2 separate regions of the Homo sapiens genome follow, and region 2 is linked to region 1. A link is a loop called in an ENCODE intact Hi-C map of the cell type or tissue named here. Cell type or tissue: GM12878. All regions are shown on one strand. Each heading gives the region's core, and the rest is flanking DNA. Links, peaks and the distances in the headings are about the cores only.

Evidence for each region. Hi-C counts contacts between places; a loop is a spot of excess contacts. Peaks named below come from ENCODE experiments on the same cell type or tissue, not always from the same donor. Only the 100,000 strongest peaks of a DNase experiment are listed, where the experiment ranks them.
Region 2: a loop joins it to region 1, with 5 times the contacts of the local background. A loop is called at or near these places in 80 of 110 quality-filtered maps.

The regions. Positions count from the first base shown.
Region 1 is chr14:22,565,365-22,574,256 of GRCh38, forward strand. The region is part of intron 2 of DAD1 (defender against cell death 1); the gene reads right to left. Among named protein-coding and RNA genes, the nearest start is that of LINC02332, 13 kb to the left of the region's middle. RefSeq lists an enhancer at 4,930-5,652. In GM12878, for the core only: a CTCF peak has its summit at 5,079; a DNase peak (open chromatin) is centred at 5,057; H3K4me3 peaks cover 511 bases; H3K27ac peaks cover 1,112 bases.
Region 2 is chr14:22,639,416-22,649,915 of GRCh38, forward strand. It overlaps OR6J1 (olfactory receptor family 6 subfamily J member 1), which reads right to left and starts at 4,937. Exons shown (of 2, transcript NM_001348233.2): 1 at 4,683-4,937. In GM12878, for the core only: a CTCF peak has its summit at 4,753; no DNase peak of the experiment used is centred there.

The DNA.
Region 1 (8,892 bases), core at 3,830-6,329:
AGCAAAACGAACTAGGAACTGTGAGACATGTGTCCTAACTCCAGCTCTACCATTAATTAGCCGCAAGACTTCACATAAGTCACTGACTTCCCTGGCCCACAAATTCTTTGAGGTGAGAGGGTTGTAGTTTAACCTAAAGAGCTTTCTGGAATCTAAAATGCTTATGAAGCACAGATTTCCATTGGTGGGGAGGCAGGGTAGGGAAGTAAGGATTCAAGAAAGAAAGAAAAATTCCCAATCTCAGCTATAACAAAGGACCAAAATATAAGAAATAATTTAGTTTTCATTTAAAGATAAGTTTATTTTTGGCAAGAAAAAGGTGAAGAAAGAGTAACCGCAACAGAAGTGGCCACATTGCTGCTAGAGCCAAATGGAACTGAGATCTGTAACTTGTGAGGTGGAACCCTCACCACAAGATACAGGCTTCCTTTAGTCCCTCAAAGCACAGCCTCCCACCTACTGGACTCCAGCACAGCTCTGGTTGGAAAGTGACCTCCAGCCTTAGGGGCTCCAATGTCTCCAGCTATAAGCAACTGATTTTCCCAGTGTGCCATAAAAATACTGCAATCTCCTACGTGTACCATGACTCAAAAGAGGCTGGGAAATACTACCTTTCAGAAGAACCGGGCTGCCCCAGGAGGAAAAAGGGCACTACCTTATTTGGTATATTGGGTCAAGTAAGTAACCTGGAGATTCTGGCATCAGAACTTAAAGGAGAGATTTTGGACTTTCAGCCAGAATGCTTTTATTTCACTAACACTGGTATTTACAGAAATGCTACATAATTGCAGAACATTCCTGAATCAGTGGTATTATAAGAAATGTATAAAAGAAAGAGCAATAACAGGAAGCAAAAGGTGTTCACAGTGCCAAACAAAACCAAACAGACCTATTCAAACTCACCTATTCATTCCATCAAATTTCTTAAAGCAAACTCTCTGGCAATAGACTATCAGCCAATATAACATTACAGCTTTTTTTTTTTTCAAGACAGAGTTTTGTGCTTGTTGTCCAGGCTGGAGTGCAATGGCGTGATCTCGGGTCACCGCAACCTCCGCCTCCCGGGTTCAGGCGATTCTCTGCTTCAACCTGCTGAGTAGCTGGGATTACAGGCGTGTGCCACCACACCCAGCTAATTTTTGCATTTTTAGTAGAGATGGGGTTTCACCATGTTGGTCAGGCTGGTCTCGAACTCCTGACCTCAGGTGATCCACCCGCCCCAGCCTCCCAAAGTGCTGGGATCACAGGCCACCATGCCTGGCTACATTACATTTCTAATGGCCAAGGTGAGAGAGGACTAGATCATAATGCCATTTTCAGTGAACAAAGCCTTGACACTTTTAGAAATATAAAAGAAATCCTAGTTTAGTACAAAATCAAAGTTTAAAGATTTTATTATATTAAAACATTTAAATCTAAGATGCTGAGGCCAGTCCACGTGAAAGGCAAAAATTGACTCATGAGAGTAAGTCTCTTTGATAGTGGTTTTCAGAAAATTCTGTTTACAAAGATCTGCTTCCCCTCTTTTAAAGCAGATCTATTTACCAGACACTATTCTAAAAGCAGAGGTTCTAGGATTCTTTGAAATATTAGCTCACACAATTGACTACTCAACAGCTAAGAAGAATGGTTTCAACTATTAACCAGGGCATAAAGGTTTCAGGAAACTGACTAATAAAATCTCCTCCCCTGATATCAAGACATGCAAAATGAAGACACCTACTGAGAAAAGTTAGCGTGACTTCAGTCTATTTCACCTGGGCAGAAGACAGTGCCATTTAATCAGTTTGTTCTAATCATCTAAAAAGAAAGCAAGGCATAACACAAAGAACTGTTAAAAATGACGCTGTAGAGATAGAAAAGATAATGCCAGCCAGGGTCATTTCTATTTGGAATCTGTATTCTTCTCCAGCAATATCTCTATTCAGACACTAGCACTGGGCAGATATGTTCAAATACTGATTTTCCTTCAAATTCATCTCATCCTGGATTCTAGTCACCCAATTAAAACTGAAATTAGAAATAATGTGAATCAAAGACCATTCTGCAGAAATTCTAGGTTTACAGCTCAATTTGAATCACCAGTTTTAGAAGGCACAGACTGTGTATTTCTAAAAAATGAAAGGAGCTTTAGAGATCAGCTTCTTTAATCCTTTCATTACAGAGATGAGAAAACTGTAACCTGATAGTGTTGACAAATCTGTCCAGAGCTGTGCTGTCCAACACCACAGCCACTAGACACAGGTGACTATTTAAACTTAGTCAAAGTTAAATTAAAAATTCAGTTCTTCAGTCTGTTAGCCACATTTCAAATGTTCAATAACCACATGTGGCTAGTGGTTACCATAATGGGCGGTGCAGACCCTGAATGTTTCCCCACTGCAAAAAGCTCTGTTGGACAGTGCTGGTCCAGGATCACCCTCCCTAGCCAAAGTCAGGTCTCCTGACCTGCATTCTCCTCCATTTCTCCTGGACCATATTAAGTATGGCCAACTATGCAGAAACATTTGAGATAGCCGGCCTTCATCCTTTCCTATCAATCTCTGCCAAATTTTTCCCATTTAAAAAAGAAAAGAATCCAGTCTGATGGCTCTGATGAAAATTTAAAATAAATAAAAATTTCTTAAAAAGAAAAGTTTAATATTTTTAATGAAAACCCTCTAACATGACATATATATAAAGCCATCATCTGAGAGTCCTAAACATAACAGGAAGGAATATAAAGGTTTAGAGTCCAAATGTCTGTTATCCAGTTCCCCCTCAGTCACTTATTAGTTCCAGGGCCTGGATACATCAACTAAAGTTTCACCAAGGTGTAATTACCTCAAGTGTAAAATAGGAATACTACTATTTGTCTGTCTCCACATCACTGGGTAGGAAGGAAGGATCACATGAGCTGATGTATGTAAAAGTATATGTGGAATGTATGTGAATCCTACAAGCCTGTTAACGTGGGAACTAGAAGACATTTTACAAATGTTTACTTTTTGTAAAAGGCTTCATACAAATATGTGCATCTTGTTATAATCATTTAACTTTCTGCCTCCTATAAATGGATAATGGGAATCTGAAAATATGAATAAAAAGCAACGATTAAGGAGAAAACAGAAAGCAAAGCCCAAATGAGGATCAACAAAAACAGTACAATCCTCCTCAAACACAAAAGAACCATCAAGAATCATGCTGAGAGGCATTAACAGTGGCAAGAGACTTTGATGAACATCCAGACCAATCCTCTCACAACACAGACAGAGAAACTGAGGCTCAGAGGTAAGTTTATTTGTCCATTCAACTAGTTAACAGAGCAAAGCCTACAATACAAGTCTTCTGATTTTTTTTTTTTTTTTTTTGAGACAGGTTCTCACTCTGTCACTCAGGCTGGAGTGCAAGTGGCATGATCACAGTTCACTGCAGCCGTGACCTCCCACGCTCAAGCAATCCTTCCACCTCAGCCTTCTGAGTAGCTGGGACCACAGGCACACGCCACCACGCCCCTCTAATTCTTTTGATTTTTGGTAGAGACAAGGTCTTGCTATATCACCCATGCTGGTCTCAAACTCCTGGGCTCAAGCGATCCTCCCACCTTGGCCTCCCCAAGTGCTGGGATTACAGGCCTAAGCCACCGCACCAGCCCCTCCTCTGACTTCTTGTCTCATGCTCTTCCCCACCCCACAGCCTCTCCTATGAATCTTTGCCTTGGCTTTTTTTCTTTCGTACCACTTTCCATGTTTTAGCATCCAAGTAACTTAATAACATAACTTTTTCTTGCAGTTAAAAAGTGTTTATTTGGCCGGGCACAGTGGCTCATGCCTGTAATTCCAGCACTTTGGGAGGCTAAGGTAGGCAGATCACAAAGTCAAAAGATAGAGACCATACTGGCCAACATGGTGAAACCATGTCTCTCCTAAAAATACAAAAATTAGCCAGGCGTGGGAGCACACACTTGTAGTCCCAGCTACTCAAGAGGCTGAGGCAGGAGAACTGCTTAAACCCAGGAGGCGGAGGTTATAGTGAGCCAAGATCATGCCACTGCACTACAGCCTGGACAACAAAGCGAGACTCCGTCTCAAAAAAAAAAAAAAAGGTTTATTCATTCATACACTCATTCAACAAACACACACTGTTACTGTTCACAATTGAGTCCAGTGGGAGAGAGAAGAAAGTGAATGAATAGTTTCATAACAATGTGATAAGTGCAGCACTGGAGGAATGCAGTAGACTAAGGGCTCCTATGCAACCTGAGGGGTGGGAATGACTTGGAATAGGAGTCATCCAAGCTGGGAGGATGGAGAAAATAAGGCAGTAAGTTAGGGCAGCAATGAAATTCATAAATATAAATCTATTTCGATATTCTTTTTTCTTTGGTAGCCTTAAATACACCAAATATAAAATAGAGTTCAATAAACAAGTAAAGTCATCAATTAGCACTTTTTAGCAAATAAAATAAGTAGATTCAAAGTTTTAAGAATGAAAGGTAAAGAACTAATCTCAGAGCCAGGCACTGTGACACACCTGTAGGTCCAGCTACACAGAAGCCTCAGGCAGGAGGATCACTTGACCCCAGGGAGTTCCCAGCTTGGGCAACGTAGCGAGACCCCAGCACATAAAAAAATATATAATTAATCTCACCTTCTAAACAGAGAAAAATGAGTTGAAAAAAGTTATGATGTGACTACCTCAGATTTCCTACAAATGTAGGACAGTTCCCTCTGAGAGAGCTTATTTGGCGGCAGGACCTAATTCAATATAAGGTGGAAATATCAAAGAGAAAATGAAATAAAAACTAAATGGGCCCCTCCACCAACAAAAAATTAAAGATTATTGCGTGGGAGGTCACCATTGAGAATAAAAGACGTAGAACAAACCAAAAAAAGAAGCTCTCAAACTAAGGAGGTGAAAAAAAGAAATCAAACGGGAAACCTGCGGGTCTATGTGCACAGTCTTGGTCTTCCCCCACACAACAAAATCTAGGGCCACTTTAGGGTTCTATGCCCTTTTGTTCCTAACTCGACATTGCCCACTTCTGGCCAGAATGTAAAGCAACCCCCAACCCAGCATCTAAACCCTCCTGGACCTCTGCTGCCCCCCAATGACTGGAAAGAAACTAGGTTTTTTAACACAGGTATCAGTAGCTTCTTCCCCCAAACTCAACTCCTCATGTTTTGTAGTAGCCGCTCAACACATGAAACATACCATCCACTAGGTGGCAGCAAAGCCCACAGAATAACATCAAGTTCCCCTTCCCGAGGTAATTTTCTAGATTACTATACTTTAACTGAATTCGAAAAGCCAACATAATTTCATGTTTGTAAACAGTGCTGCCAGTCAGAGTTTAAAATGTTCTGCCCAACCCTGTAGCCCCCTTGTTCCAGCTAGGATCAAACACTGAATTTTTTAAGACTTGTGAGAGAATGGTCTCCATTATAAAAACAAAACAATGCTAACAAGGCACAGGCATTTGGCAACTATCTCCCTGGGAGCTGAGCACATTTTCAAGCAAGGTTTTGTCCCTTTGGGCCCAGTTCACCCTTCCTTCTGACCCAGGGCCCAATTCATCAGGAACTTTAATTCTCAAACTGTGATCCAATACAGTTCTGTCCTTCTTTTCCTCATTACCCTTCAGAACACCTGAGATGGACTGAGATTTTTTTTTTTTTTTTTAAAAAAGAGTTTCACAGGCCAGGTGCAGTGGCTCACGCCTGTAATCCCAGCACTTTGGGAGGCCAAGGCGAGTGGATCACGAGGACAGGAGTTCAACACCAGCCTAGCCAACAGAGTGAAACCCCATCTCTACTAAAAATACAAAAACTAGCCGGGCAAGTGCCTGTAGTCCCAGCTACTCGGGGAGGCTGCGGCAGGAGAATTGCTTGAACCCGGGAGGCAGGGTTGCAGTGAGCCAAGACTGCACCACTGCACTCTAGCCTGGGCAAGACAGTAAGACTCTGTCTCAAAAAAAAAAAAAAAAGAATTTCACAAAGAAACACAGAAGAACAAACATGGAAAAAACTAAAGTATATACATTTTTAAATACTGAAATCCACTGAGCTTCTTTCTGTCATGGATTCATTCAAAAATATGCCGCCACCTACACAACAAAAACTGATCATTTCAGGTGTGCATGGATTTCTGGGGGTCAGAAGCTCACTGGGAGAATTTTTGCTTTTGTATTTTCATTTGTATAGTCTAAAAAATAAAAAATATTGAGTCTTTCTTGATCACCTGGATAGATACATTAGTTGTAAGATTTCTAGCAAGGGGCTCTTTTTTTTTTTTTTTTTTTTTTTAGAAAACAGAGTCTTACTCTTGCCAGGCTGGAGTGCAATGGTGCAATTCGGGCTCACTGCAACCTCCGCCTCATGGGTTCAAACGATTCTCCTGCCTTAGCCTCCCGAGTAGCTGGGATTACAGGCACCGGCCACCACGCCCAGCTAATTTTTGTCTTTTTAGTAGAGACGAGGTTTCACCATGTTGGCCAGGCTGGTCTCAAACTCCTGACCTCAGGTGATCCACCCACCTCGGCCTCCCAAAATGCTGGGATTACAGGCATCAGCCACCGTGCTCAGCCATCCTAGCCAGGCTCTCTCAACTTCAGTTCCTCATCTGTAAATGAGAACAGCAAGCCTATCCTCGTGAAATTATTCTGAAAATAAAATGATATAGAACAAGAAGTACTTAAAGCATAGCACACACTGAGCACTCATTATCTGTTAACTTCCTTACTTCCCCTTGAATTGTTTATTTTTTTAACCCAATGCCATTTTCTTTTGACCTGCCTCTTTCAGAGTAGGTTAGAGTTTGTCACCCCCAAATTCATGTAAGATCAGCTATATTACAGAATTTTTTTTTTAATATCAAACTCTCAACTTAGTTGGAAAATATAAAGACATTCAATCTGTTTTGTTCTACCTTCTGAGCTGGTATAAATATTGAGAATTTACTTGGAACTATTTTTAAAGTGCTGTGGCACAGTGCACATATAGCTGAGTTAGAAGCACATAAAAGGAGCAAATAAATGTATATTTTTAAAAACTGAGAGCAGGACAGTATAGTATAATTCAAATGAAGGATCTCTATGAAAAACAATCTGGGCAATCCCCCAGAGAGAAAGATTTTTCTATGAACATACTCTCCATAGAAAGATTTAACACTGCAATCTGGGATTGAGGATTTTGCTATGCTTTGGGCCCATAATTCCCAGCTGAGCAGGTGGTCCTAGGTTGTTAATATGGTCTGCAGTACACAGTTTCTGCTGAGACTGCTTTTTTGTCTTTGCTTTTGTCATAATTTTGAAATACTAAGCTCTCTGCAGTAGAGTCTTCCTCCAATCATGACAGCCCTAAGAAATAATTTTCCATGATTTGGTATCTCCCTGAGCCTAGAAAACATCCTTGAAATGTTTGCTGTGTCCCCTTCCTAAGTACACACCATGACTCATCTAGAAAAAAAGAACTTCAGAAATCTAGAGTAAGCAATCAGAAGACATGACCTTTCCAGAAGGCTCTATCAGGAAGCCCAAGGGTTACTCATATTTGCAAGCGTGAGAAGGTCAATGTTGGTGGGTCAGTTTTCTACCTGCATTCAAGGTTATCCACTGGTAACAGTTCATTTTAACTAGCAATAGCTGTTATCCATTGCTCAGATAACTCATCTGCTGTCCCTGCTCCCAGATGGTACAGCTGCTCTCTTCTCTGGATTTTTGCAGCACTTTGTTCAAACCTATAGCGAGGCCCTAAATGGGCTGTATTTTAACTGTTATGTTTACGTATTCTCCCCTACTAGACTGTACATGTCTTGAAGGCAGAAGCCACACTTTTGGGTTTTTTTTTTTAATTGAGATAGGGTCTTGCTATGTTGCCCATGCTGGTCTCAAATTCTTGAGCTCAAGCAATCGCCCACCTCGCCTTCCGAAAGTGCTGGGATTATAGGCATGAACCACCACGCCCAGCCAACAATATTGTTTATATTCCCAACAACAAGACATTGGCTGGCACATAGAAGGGGAGGGAGGAAGGGAGGAAGAGGATAACTCAAGTCTTAATCAGGTGTCTAATGAGTTAAATTGTATTAAAATAACAGAACAAAGTGGTTCTTAAAAGTTTTTCACTGTTGGGAGGCCAAGGCGGGCGGATCACCAGGTCAGGAGATCGAGATCATCCTAACACGGTGAAACTCCGTCTCTACTAAAAATACAAAAAATTAGCCGGGCGTGGTGGCGGGCGCCTGTAGTCCCAGCTACTCGGGAGGCTGAGGCAGGAGAATGGCATGAACTCGGGAGGCGGAGTCTGCAGTGAGCCGAGATCGCACCACTGCACTCCAGCCTGGGTAACAGAGCGAGACTCCATCTCAAAAAAAAAAAAAAAAAAACAGAAAAGAAAAAAAAAAAGTTTTTCACTGAAATAAACCTCACTGTCAACTTACCACTACCAAAATGATACCTTACCTGAACTAACAGAACTGTTTTTGAGGCAGTATCAAAGGAAAGGATTTAGGTAACATATTATAAGTAAATGACTAATTCATGTCAGAAAAGGAAGTATAGTCACTTCCACATTATTGCATCCACTTTGCACATAGATGCTCTAACTCTTATACTAGATTTCTGCTGGTTAGTATAAAAATGACAGCTTTCCAAGTGGTGACAGGAAGAGGTTGGTCCTAGGATATCCTTCCCCCAAATAGGATGAGATCTCCTAAGGTTCTCTTTTCTCTACCACCCAGAACATTACATTTTGCAATGCAAAGGCAAAGATTGCATGCATTCATCAGTAAGCTACATGGGATACCGGAAGGAGTACGGGGCCAAGAACACCGCTAGACTAGGGCACTTCACTGCAAACACTTAACTATGTGGCCAGGGAAGGCCAATGGATTGTTCTAGGCCTCTGTTGTCTC
Region 2 (10,500 bases), core at 3,554-6,053, 74 kb after region 1:
TCTGCCCGGCCGCCCCTACTGGGAAGTGAGGAGCCCCTCTGCCCGGCCACCACCCCGTCTGGGAGGTGTGCCCAACAGCTCATTGAGAACGGGTCAGGATGACAATGGCGGCTTTGTGGAATAGAAAGGCGGGAAAGGTGGGGAAAAGATTGAGAAATCGGATGGTTGCCGTGTCTGTGTAGAAGGAAGTAGACATGGGAGACTTTTCATTTTGTTCTGTACTAAGAAAAATTCCTCTGCCTTGGGATCCTGTTGATCTGTGACCTTACCCCCAACCCGGTGCTCTCTGAAACATGTGCTGTGTCCACTCAGGGTTAAATGGATTAAGGGCGGTGCAAGATGTGCTTTGTTAAACAGATGCTTGAAGGCAGCATGCTCCTTAAGAGTCATCACCACTCCCTAATCTCAAGTAATCAGGGACACAAACACTGCGGAAGGCCGCAGGGTCCTCTGCCTAGGAAAACCAGAGACCTTTGTTCACTTGTTTATCTGCTGACCTTCCCTCCACTATTGTCCCATGACCCTGCCAAATCCTCCTCTGTGAGAAACACCCAAGAATTATCAATAAAAAAATAAATTTAAAAAAAAAAAAAATTTACACTGCTAGTGGGAGCATAAATTTATATAATTGCTTTGGAAAATAATTTGTCATTACCTTGTAAAGATGAACATTCACATACTCTGTGACCCAATAATTCTACTCCTAGGTAGAGAAACTTGCACATATGCCCCAGGAGACAAACAAGAATATGTATAGGGAAGGGGGAGAGGGGGAGGGAGGGAAAAGAGAGAGGGAGGGAGGGAGGGAGGGAGGGAAGGAAGGATGGAAGGAAGGAAGGAAGCAAGGAAGGAAGGAAGGAAGGAAGGAAGGAAAGGGGGAAGGGAGGGGAGGAGAGGGGAGGAGAGGAGAGGAGGGTAGAGGGGATGGGAGGAAAGGAGGAAGGAAGGGGGAAAAAAGAGAAGGAGGGAACAGTGTCCAAAGACAGGAGAATAAATCATGATATGCTCACAGAGTTGAATATACAATAAAGAAATGAATAAACTTCAGCTCAACCAACAGTGAGAATGTATTTTTTTTTTTTTTTTTTTTTTGGAGACAAAGTCTTACTCTGTCACCCAGGCTGGAGTGCAGTAGTGGTAGCATACAGCCCACTTCAGACTCAGCCTCCCTGGATCAAGTGATCCTCCCACCTCAGCCTCCCAAGAATCTGGGATCACAGGTGCATGCCACCATGCCCAGCTATTAGGTTGTTGCAAAAGTAATTGCGGTTTTGCCATTACTTTTCGTAGCTATGGGATCTCACTATGTTGCCCAGGCTGGTCTCAAACTCCTGGGCTCAAGCGATTCTCCTGCCTCTACTTCCCAAAGTGTTGGGATCATAGGCATGAGCCACCACACCCAGCCTCTTCTTGATATTTTCAGTATTTTTTTTTACAATGAACAAATATTCCTTTTATATAAAAGAAGTTAAGCTGGGCATGGTGGCTAACGCGTGTAATCCCAGCACTATGGAAGGCCGAGGTGGGAGGATGACTTAAGGTCAGGAGTTTGAGACTAGCCTGGGCAACATGGTGAAACTCTGCCTCTATGAAAAATACAAAAATTAGCCAGGCATGGTGCCATGCAGCTGTTGTCCCAGCTACTTGTGAAGCAAAGGTGGGAGAATCACCTGAGCCCAGGAGCTTCAGTGAGCCATGATCACACAGCACTGCACTCCAGCCTAGGTGACAGAGTGAGACTCTGAAGAAAGAAAGAGAGAGAGAGAGAAAGAGAGACAGAGAGGGAGAGAAAGATAAGAAAGAAAGAAAGAAAGAAAGAAAGAAAGAAAGAAAGAAAGAAAGAAAGAAAGAAAGGAAGGAAGGAAGAAAGAGAAGAAAGAGAGACAGAGAGGAAAGAGAGAGAGAGGAAGGAAGGAAGAAAGGAGGGAGGGAGGGAAGAAAGAAAGAAAGGGGGGAGAGAAGAAAGAAAGAGAGAGAGAGAGAAAGGAAGGATGGAAGGAAGGAAGAGAAAGAAAGAAAGAATGAAAGAGAGAGAAAGAAAGAAAGAAAGAAAAAGAAAGAAAGGAAGGAAGGAAGGAGGGAGGGAGGAAAGAAAGGAGGGAGGGAAGAAAGAAGGAAAGAAAGAAGGAAGGAAGAAATAAAGAAAAAGAAAAAAGAAAGAAGGAAAGAAAATTATTCTAAAAGGATATATATATATATACATAGTTGGATTGAAAATGTATATTAGCAAACACATATTGAGTGCCAACTATGTTGTGGGGCCTGCGATTGATGAAAGGTTGCAGAGATGGTAAAAAAAATTGCATGCCCTCGCACAGCTTTCAGTCTAAAAGAGATGTGAAGAAACCTGATTTCAGAAAAATCACAGAAACAGAGGAAAAATTAAGGGACGGCAAAGTTTTTTCATGGATATTTGTCCTGGGCCATTAGTCTGGAAAGCAAACCAACTACCAGGAAAACTGATAGATTCCAGGGACAAGGTCAAATAGGGCTTCTATACCTAGGAAGGACTCTGGATAGCAGAGGCCACGTAATTACCAGTGACTAAGAAGAATATGGATTGGACTAGGAAAAACAAGAATAATCTAGTAAAGGAAGAGGACTGCAGAAATCCCGAGGACTGAGTTGACCTCTGCCCATCTAAGCTGAGTCAGAACATCAGCCACTCCTGCACAGAACCTGTCCTCACGACCTGCCCTACCTTCCTATAGCCTTGGCACATGGACAGTCTCTCCAGACAACTCACCACATTTGCATTGCCAAGGATCTTTTCTTTCTTAACAGCTTTATTGATATATAACTCAAGTACCATACATTCCACCCATTTAAAATATACAATTCAATAGCTTTTAGTGTATTCACAAAACTGTGTGTCCATCACCACAATCAACTTAAGAATATATATATATATATATATATATATATATATATATATATATTTGAGATGGAGTCTCGCTCTGTCACCCAGGCTGGAGTGCAGTGGCACGAGCTCAGCTCACTGCAACCTCCACCTCCAGGGTTCAAGCGATTCTCCTGCCTCAGCCTCCTGAGTAAGCTGGGATTACAGGCGTGTGCCACCATGCCCAGCTAATTTTTGTATTTGTAGTAGAGATGAGGTTTCACCGTGTTGGTCAGGCTGGTCTCCAACTCCTGACCTCATGATCTTCCCGCCTTGACCTCCCAAAGTGCTGGGATTACAGGGACAAGCCACCATGCCTGGCAGATTTAAGGATATTTTAATGATCCCTCCTCCATTCCCTGGAAACTATTTTTCTACTTTCTGACTATGGATTTGCCTATTCTGGACATTTCATATAAATGAATCATACCATATGTGGTCCTTTGTATCTAGCTTCTTTCACTTACTATAATATTTTCTTTATTTTTATTTTTAAATTTTTTTTAGAGACAGGGTCCTGCTCTGTCAGTGAGGCTGTAGTGCAGTGGCATGAAGATAGCTCACTGCAGCCCCAAACTCCTGGGCTCAAGTGATCCTCCTGCCTCAGCCTCCCAAGTAGCTAGGACTACAGGTGCACACCATCACACCTGGATAATTTTTTTTTTTTTTTGAGATGGAGTTTTACTCTTGTCACCCAGGCTGGAGTGCAATGGTGCAATCTCTGGTCACTGCAACCTCCGCCTCCCCGGTTCAAGCGATTCTCCAGCCTCAGCCTCCCAAGTAGCTGGGATTACAGGCGTCTGCCACCACGCCCAGCAGATTTTTGTATTTTTAGTAGAGACAGGGTTTCCCCATGTTGGCCAGGCTGGTCTCGAACTCCTGACTTCAAGTGATCCATCCACCTCGGCCTCCCAAAGTGCTGGGATTACAGGCGTGAGCCACCGTGCCTAGCCTAATTTTTTTTTTAATTAGAAAATAATTTTACTTTTTTTATTTTTTGAGACAGGGTCTCACTCTGTCACCCAGGCTGGAGTGCAGTGGTGCAATCATAACTCACTACATCCTCGACCTCCCAGGCTCAAGTGATCCTCCCACCTCAGACTCCCAAGTAACTGGGACTACAGGCACACACCACCATGCCCGGCCAATTTTTGTATTTTTTGTAGTGATAGGGGTTTTGCCATATTGCCCAGGCTGGTCTCGAACTCCTGGGCTCAAGCGATCTTCCTGTCTTAGCATCCCAAAGTGCTGAGATTACAGGTGCAGGCCACTTACTATAATATTTGTAAAGGTTCATCTATGTTATAGCATGGATCATTGCCAAGGATCTTAAAGAACCAATGTAGCAGGAGAAAAGGCCACAGCCCCAAGAAGAAGCCCTGACCCCTGGCATGGCAGAAACACACACACACACACACACACACACACACACACACACACACACACACACAGAGAGAGAGAGAGAGAGAGAGAGAGAGAGAGAGACAGCAGTTACTAAATGTAGATATATGCACAGTCTGTAAAATCTAGAAGAATAGTATGGAGGATGAATTTGGACTTGGTCACCAAATCTGGAAATGGTAGGATGAGGGATCAAGACTTAATTCATTTAACTCTCAAAATACATCTTTGCATAAGGTGCAACTGCACCCACTGGAAAATCATTTCCTCACATCAGAAATATTAAGAAGCTTAATGAAGGCAAAGATACACACCTGAGATTATAACAGGAACAGCTGCTCCCAGCCAGCCCCCAAATGCCAAACGATTGGTCTGCACTCACCTCGGCTAGGGTTGCCTTATGCCACCTCCACGGCTCAGTCTGTTCACCTGGGATTTGCTGCCACCTAGGATCTTCCACGGTAATTATCTTGACCAAAAAGCCACAGTGCATTCCACATGAGAGCAGCAGTGTTTGACAGGTGAAATGAGCCCTTCCCAACTCATGTGGATTGTTGCCTTAGCTGTGACCTCTTGTCCGACGAGCATGCACTTGTGTTGTAGACAGCTGGAAGGTACATGTTGGATTTTTACACTGCTGAGGAAGTTACAAGGTATGACATCCATTCCAGCATAGAGAGGTCTACAAATCCTCTTGCCCTAATCCTGAGTGTGTGAGGAAATCACCTTCGGTTAAGCATTGACCAGCTGCACCTCCCACACTGTCTACACAATCTGATCCAGTTGGGGAGAGAAAAGGGGCACTCTCCACTAAGCTCCTGGATGGTGCTTTATTCTCCTCTCCTGCTACCATCTTTCCTGCACCCTCTCCAGTCTTCTGCTCAGCCCAGTCTTCTGGGTGCTTCTTGATTCCAGAGAAAATGGGAAAAGAAACACTGTGTTACCTGATGGACAACAGCCATCAACCTGCTTCTTCCTCTGTCCCCTCAACCCAACGTGCACTACCACCACCACCATCCCCATCATATTTTTTTCAGAGACTGGCAGGCCAAGCGTCCCAAGGACTAAACTTCCTCTAGGGTTACTGCAGGATAGTCAAATCCTGTTGAGGGGTAGCTGGTGCATGAGAAAACTCTGGACTTGAAGCCAAGAGTCTGGGTTCAAGTCCCACCTGTGCCTTTTACCATTCTTGAGACTGGAAAAATTGCCTCCATTTTCATACTATCTGCAAATGAATCCTCATGTGACAAACAGCGGTAATGCTCTTTTCCTCCTCTTCCTCATGAGGTTGAGAAGCACAAAACGGAAAATAAGATAACTCATATGATAATCGATCATTGCCAAGGATCGTGAAGAACAAATGTATGATAATTCATATGATGTGTGAAATCATAAAACACCATATTGCTTTATTTTCTAGAACCCCTCCTATTCTGCAATACTGGAAAAGAACAAACCTTATCTTCCTTGTCCCTACTGAGATATTGATCATCCCACCCTAGAGGGAAGAATACTGTCCCTTCTGGCTCTGGAATACATCTCATCAGGCCCATGCTTCTGCCTTAATCAACTATTCTCCCCTTGGACAGCATATCTGGTTGGCTACAAAGTGTGAAGACAAAGGGAAGATGCTTCTCTACATGGGAATTTCGGTTGCCCAGGATTCCTGGAAATGAAGAAACTACTTCCTGTCCTCCACCATCTGCACTCTACAGAGGAGTCAGTAAGCTGGAAGGGATTCAGCGGGAGGACTCAGAAATACTCACATTTGCCTAAATAAGGTAGAGGGGGCTGGCCCCCAGCATATCCTGCCCACACAGCTGCCCCAGGCTTCCGTGCTGGGCGCTGAGGCTTGCGTTGCTGCAAACAGACTCTGCACTGTCAGGGCTGAAGGGGGCATACTCTAGAAGGGTCCCATGTTTGGACCCCACTTGGGAGGGTTGGGGTGGGATTGGCTCAGGTGAGAGCATGCACTTTCTGAGAAACCTCCAAACATGGGGCACTCCTCAGGGGCACATTACGAAGCTGTCCCTGAACACCAAGCCTGAGTCTGATGCCCCTGAGGCCCACTTAGGAAAGGATGCAAACCTAAACATCTACACTAACAAGAACTGGGAACAGAACACTAGCCAAGATCAACACCCCCAGGCCTATCTCAGAGAGCCTCACAGCATACAGTCCTCCATCCACCCCCTCTCCAGCCCCACTGTGACAGTTCCATCCATCCCTACCACTCCATTTACCCAGGACCCTCCTCTTCAACATCCTAATACACTGTGATCAATATGCCAAAGCTTCAGTAACCTTGCACTATGTGAAACAAAAGGTCCCACACTGCATAGCCTGGCACTCAAGACCCCCTAATCCCAGTCTCCCTTGAATTACCGCCCAGACTCAGCTCCTGTCTTACACATCACCTTGCGCATCTTTTACTTCGGTTGAGCCACTCTATTCACTGTGCCCCACGCTGGCCCTCACTTTCTTACTGCACACTCGGGCCCCAAGTGTCCTACCATTGGGACCATCTTCTCCACCGCCTAGTCTCTAGGCCCTACTCTTGTCCCTTTTCCTAGCCTAAGCTAGGTTCTCCCTCTTTAGATATCCTTTTCTTGCACTTGGAATCAGGAATCCACAGTGTAGAACTGGAGTGTTTTTAACCTTTTTTAATTTAAATATAACACATGTACAGAAAAGTATACAAATCATAAGCTCAATGAATTATCAATAAAGTGAACACATTCATGTAACCACCACCCTGGTGAAGAAACAGAATGGTACTAGCACCCCAGAAATCCTTCTCAAGCTCCCTCCCCACATCCCAGCTGTAACCATTATCTTGATTTCTAACACCATGGATTAGTTTTGCCTGTTTTGGAAATTCATATAAATGAAATCATCTAATAGGTCTTGTTTTGTGTCTGACATCTTTTTCTCAACCTTATAGTTTTGAAATTCAATCATGTTGTGGTGTGTGACTCATTTTTATTGCCATATATTTCATCATTTCATTTGTGGTTATTTAGCCTCTGGGCAGATTTTTAAGTTCCTTGGGAACAGGGATTTTTTTCATAAAATTATTTTTGAATCCCCATAATGCCTAACTGGAAAAGCAAAAGTTGCTCAGTATATATGAATTTTAGTCCAAAAAGCTTCTAATTTCAATCTCACATCATATACCCCCATGAACAGGCAATAGTATCTAACAATTTCAGCAATTTCTTTTTCTCACATCTCATACCCAATTCATTAGCAAATCCCACTGGCTCTACCTTTATATATATGTCAAATCCAACCACTTATCACCATCCCCATTACCCTAGTTCAAGTCACAAACATTGTAGAAGAATAGATAATGAAGTAAAAAGAGTGTTGCAAAATAGTATAAATGACATCATCCTTTTTTTTTTTTTTTTTGAGACAGAGTTTAATTCTTGTTGCCCAGGCTGGAGTGCAATGGCATGATCACGGCTCACCGCAGGCTCTGCCACCTGGGTTCAAGTGATTCTTCTGCCTCAGCCTCCCGAGTAGTGGAATTACGGGCATGTGCCACCATGCCTGACTAATTTTGTATTTTTAGTAGAGACAGGGTTCTCCATCTCTGGAGAACTGGTCTCGAACTCCCAACCTCAGATAATGCACCCACCTTGGCCTCCCAAAGTGCTGGGATTACAGGTGTGAGCCACCGCGCCCAGCCTCTCTTTTTTTTGAGACCAAGTGTCGTTCTGTCACCCAGGCTGGAGTGCAGTGGTGCCATCTCAGCTCACTGCAACCTCTGCCTCCCAGGGTCAAGTGATTCTCATGCATCAGACTCTTGAGTTGCTGGGAGCACAGGCATGCACCACCATGCCCAGCTAACTTTTGTATTTTTAGTAGAGAGGAGGTTTAGCCATTTGGCCAGGCTGGTCTCAAACTCCTGACCTCAAGTGATCCACCCGCCTCTGCCTCCCAAAGTGCTGGGATTACAGGTGTGAGCCACCATACCCAGCTGATTCCATTTTTTAAAGACATATATTAATGCATAGATAAAAGAATATAAGTATATTAACTAAAATATTAATTGTGGTTATTTCTGCATGCCGGGATCTATTCTTTCTTTTTTTTTTTTTTTTTTTTTTTTTTGAGACAGAGTCTTGCTCTTTCGCCCAGGCTGGAGTGCAGTGGCGCGATCTCGGCTCACTGCAAGCTCCGCCTCCCGGGTTCACGCCATTCTTCTGCCTCAGCCTCCCGAGTAGCTGGGACTACAGGCGCCCGCCACCACCCCCAGCTAATTTTTTGTATTTTTAGTAGAGACGGGGTTTCACCGTGTTAGCCAGGATGGTCTTGATCTCCTGACCTCGTGATCTGCCCACCTCAGCCTCCCAAAGTGCTGGGATTATAGGCGTGAGCCACCGCGCCTGGCCTATTCTTTCTTATTTTTATATTATTGTGGTAGATAGGTCAATCATTGTGTTCCCCACCCAGAGCCCTAACTGCAGTGTTCCTACATATGAGTTGGCCACCCATCCGATTGGGTCACAGGTAGGCAAACAACCCAGGAGAAACTAAGCCAAAGGTGGGGATAAATGCAGCAGATTTCCTCAAGAAATTGAACCAAGAGGCACAGAAACTATGATAGACACCTGTTGTTTTAAACATTCTTTCTTATTTTCTTCTATTAACCACTACCTCATTCCCTTTTGGGAAGCAGCTCCTTCTCCATTACACAAACCATGTGATTCTAATGGGACTATATAATATCACAATATAAAGCCAAAGTTCATGAAAGGGAACACGATCTATTATAATATCCATCACCCAACCACAGTGACTGATCCAAAGAGTGACCATCCAACCCAAGGCAGGCCAGGAATCCCTCCTTTAGAATCCATATGTTGGAGCAGAGTTAGGAAAAGCTCTCTCCTCTGGGCTCAAAAGCTGTGATGATGTAACCCTGAGCTGCCAGTAGATCTACACCCAGCCTCACCCTTCCACTGTTGCACGGAGAGAGCCTTTCTGCTGTCTGGATTCATGAGGACAACACACCAATGGAAATGCAGCTAAGAGACAGAGATAGAATTTGGACACTGTTGTGTATGACTGGATCAGTCATGCCTGAGGCCTGCCAACAATATCCTTTCTGATTGTACAAGCCAAAAAATCCTCCGTTTTTCTTAAGTTCATTTGAATTATGGTCTTCTGCAGTCATAAGAGCTCTAACAAACACAGAGACTAATTAGTAAGACGCTGGTGGGTACTTTTCTGAAAAGTTGTGTAGAGTTGGGGCTGGAGTAGGTGCCATAGCAAACCAAAGTGATTCCTAAGCTGAAGTCATAGGGGAGCAAATAAACCATCAGTGATAGTAGAGACCTTGTTTCAAAGAGAAGTGTAACAGTAGCTTAGACTCAGAGACAAGTAATGACTGAGGGAACACGGGCCCACCGGAAAGGATGGTGGCAGCCTGAGCTGCTGACTTTCTTGTTCCAATCCCTGTGTGCCTTGTTCCTACTCTTGGATGCCCATGAGAGACTGCCTGATGTATTCTTTCTACAATCTTACACATACACACACACACTCACATACACACAAGACTTTAGTCAACTAGCTTGAGTAAGCCTCTGTTTTTTAAATTCAAAGTATCAATGAGTAAGAAAATAGTGTTCATACATCACATTTCTAATCAGAAAGTTATTTTTAAGATCCAAACAAACTTTTGCTCTACAGAAATTTATTTAACATAAATGACATTTATAAATTTATAGATTAAGGCAAAAATTCACTTTAAAGGTCAATGACCTTTGGACAATTTCTGTACAAGGACAATACTTCCAGAAAGTTTAAGGCTGTCAACCTTATTCTGCTTTAACTCCAGCCACTCTCATGTCTGCCTTCCCTTACTTGAGCATGGTAATGGGTCTGGCAACTGGCTAATTATAATAGGCGACAAGGATGAATATGTTTTAGGCCCAACCAACAATTTTATGATGTACTAGCAACTCTCATGAGGATGTCATTCATAAGTTGGTTTTTTTTTAAGTACTAGTTCCACTATATAATTGATGTTTTATATTAGCCATCTCCCCCTCCCCACAATTGTATATGATCATAGGAATAGAATTTTGAAGATGGAAGGACCCTAGTTCTATAACCTCCTCATGTCACAGAAGGGTGTTAAGTCTAACACAGGTCAAATGAATCACCCAAGGTAACAAAACTTTGAAGGC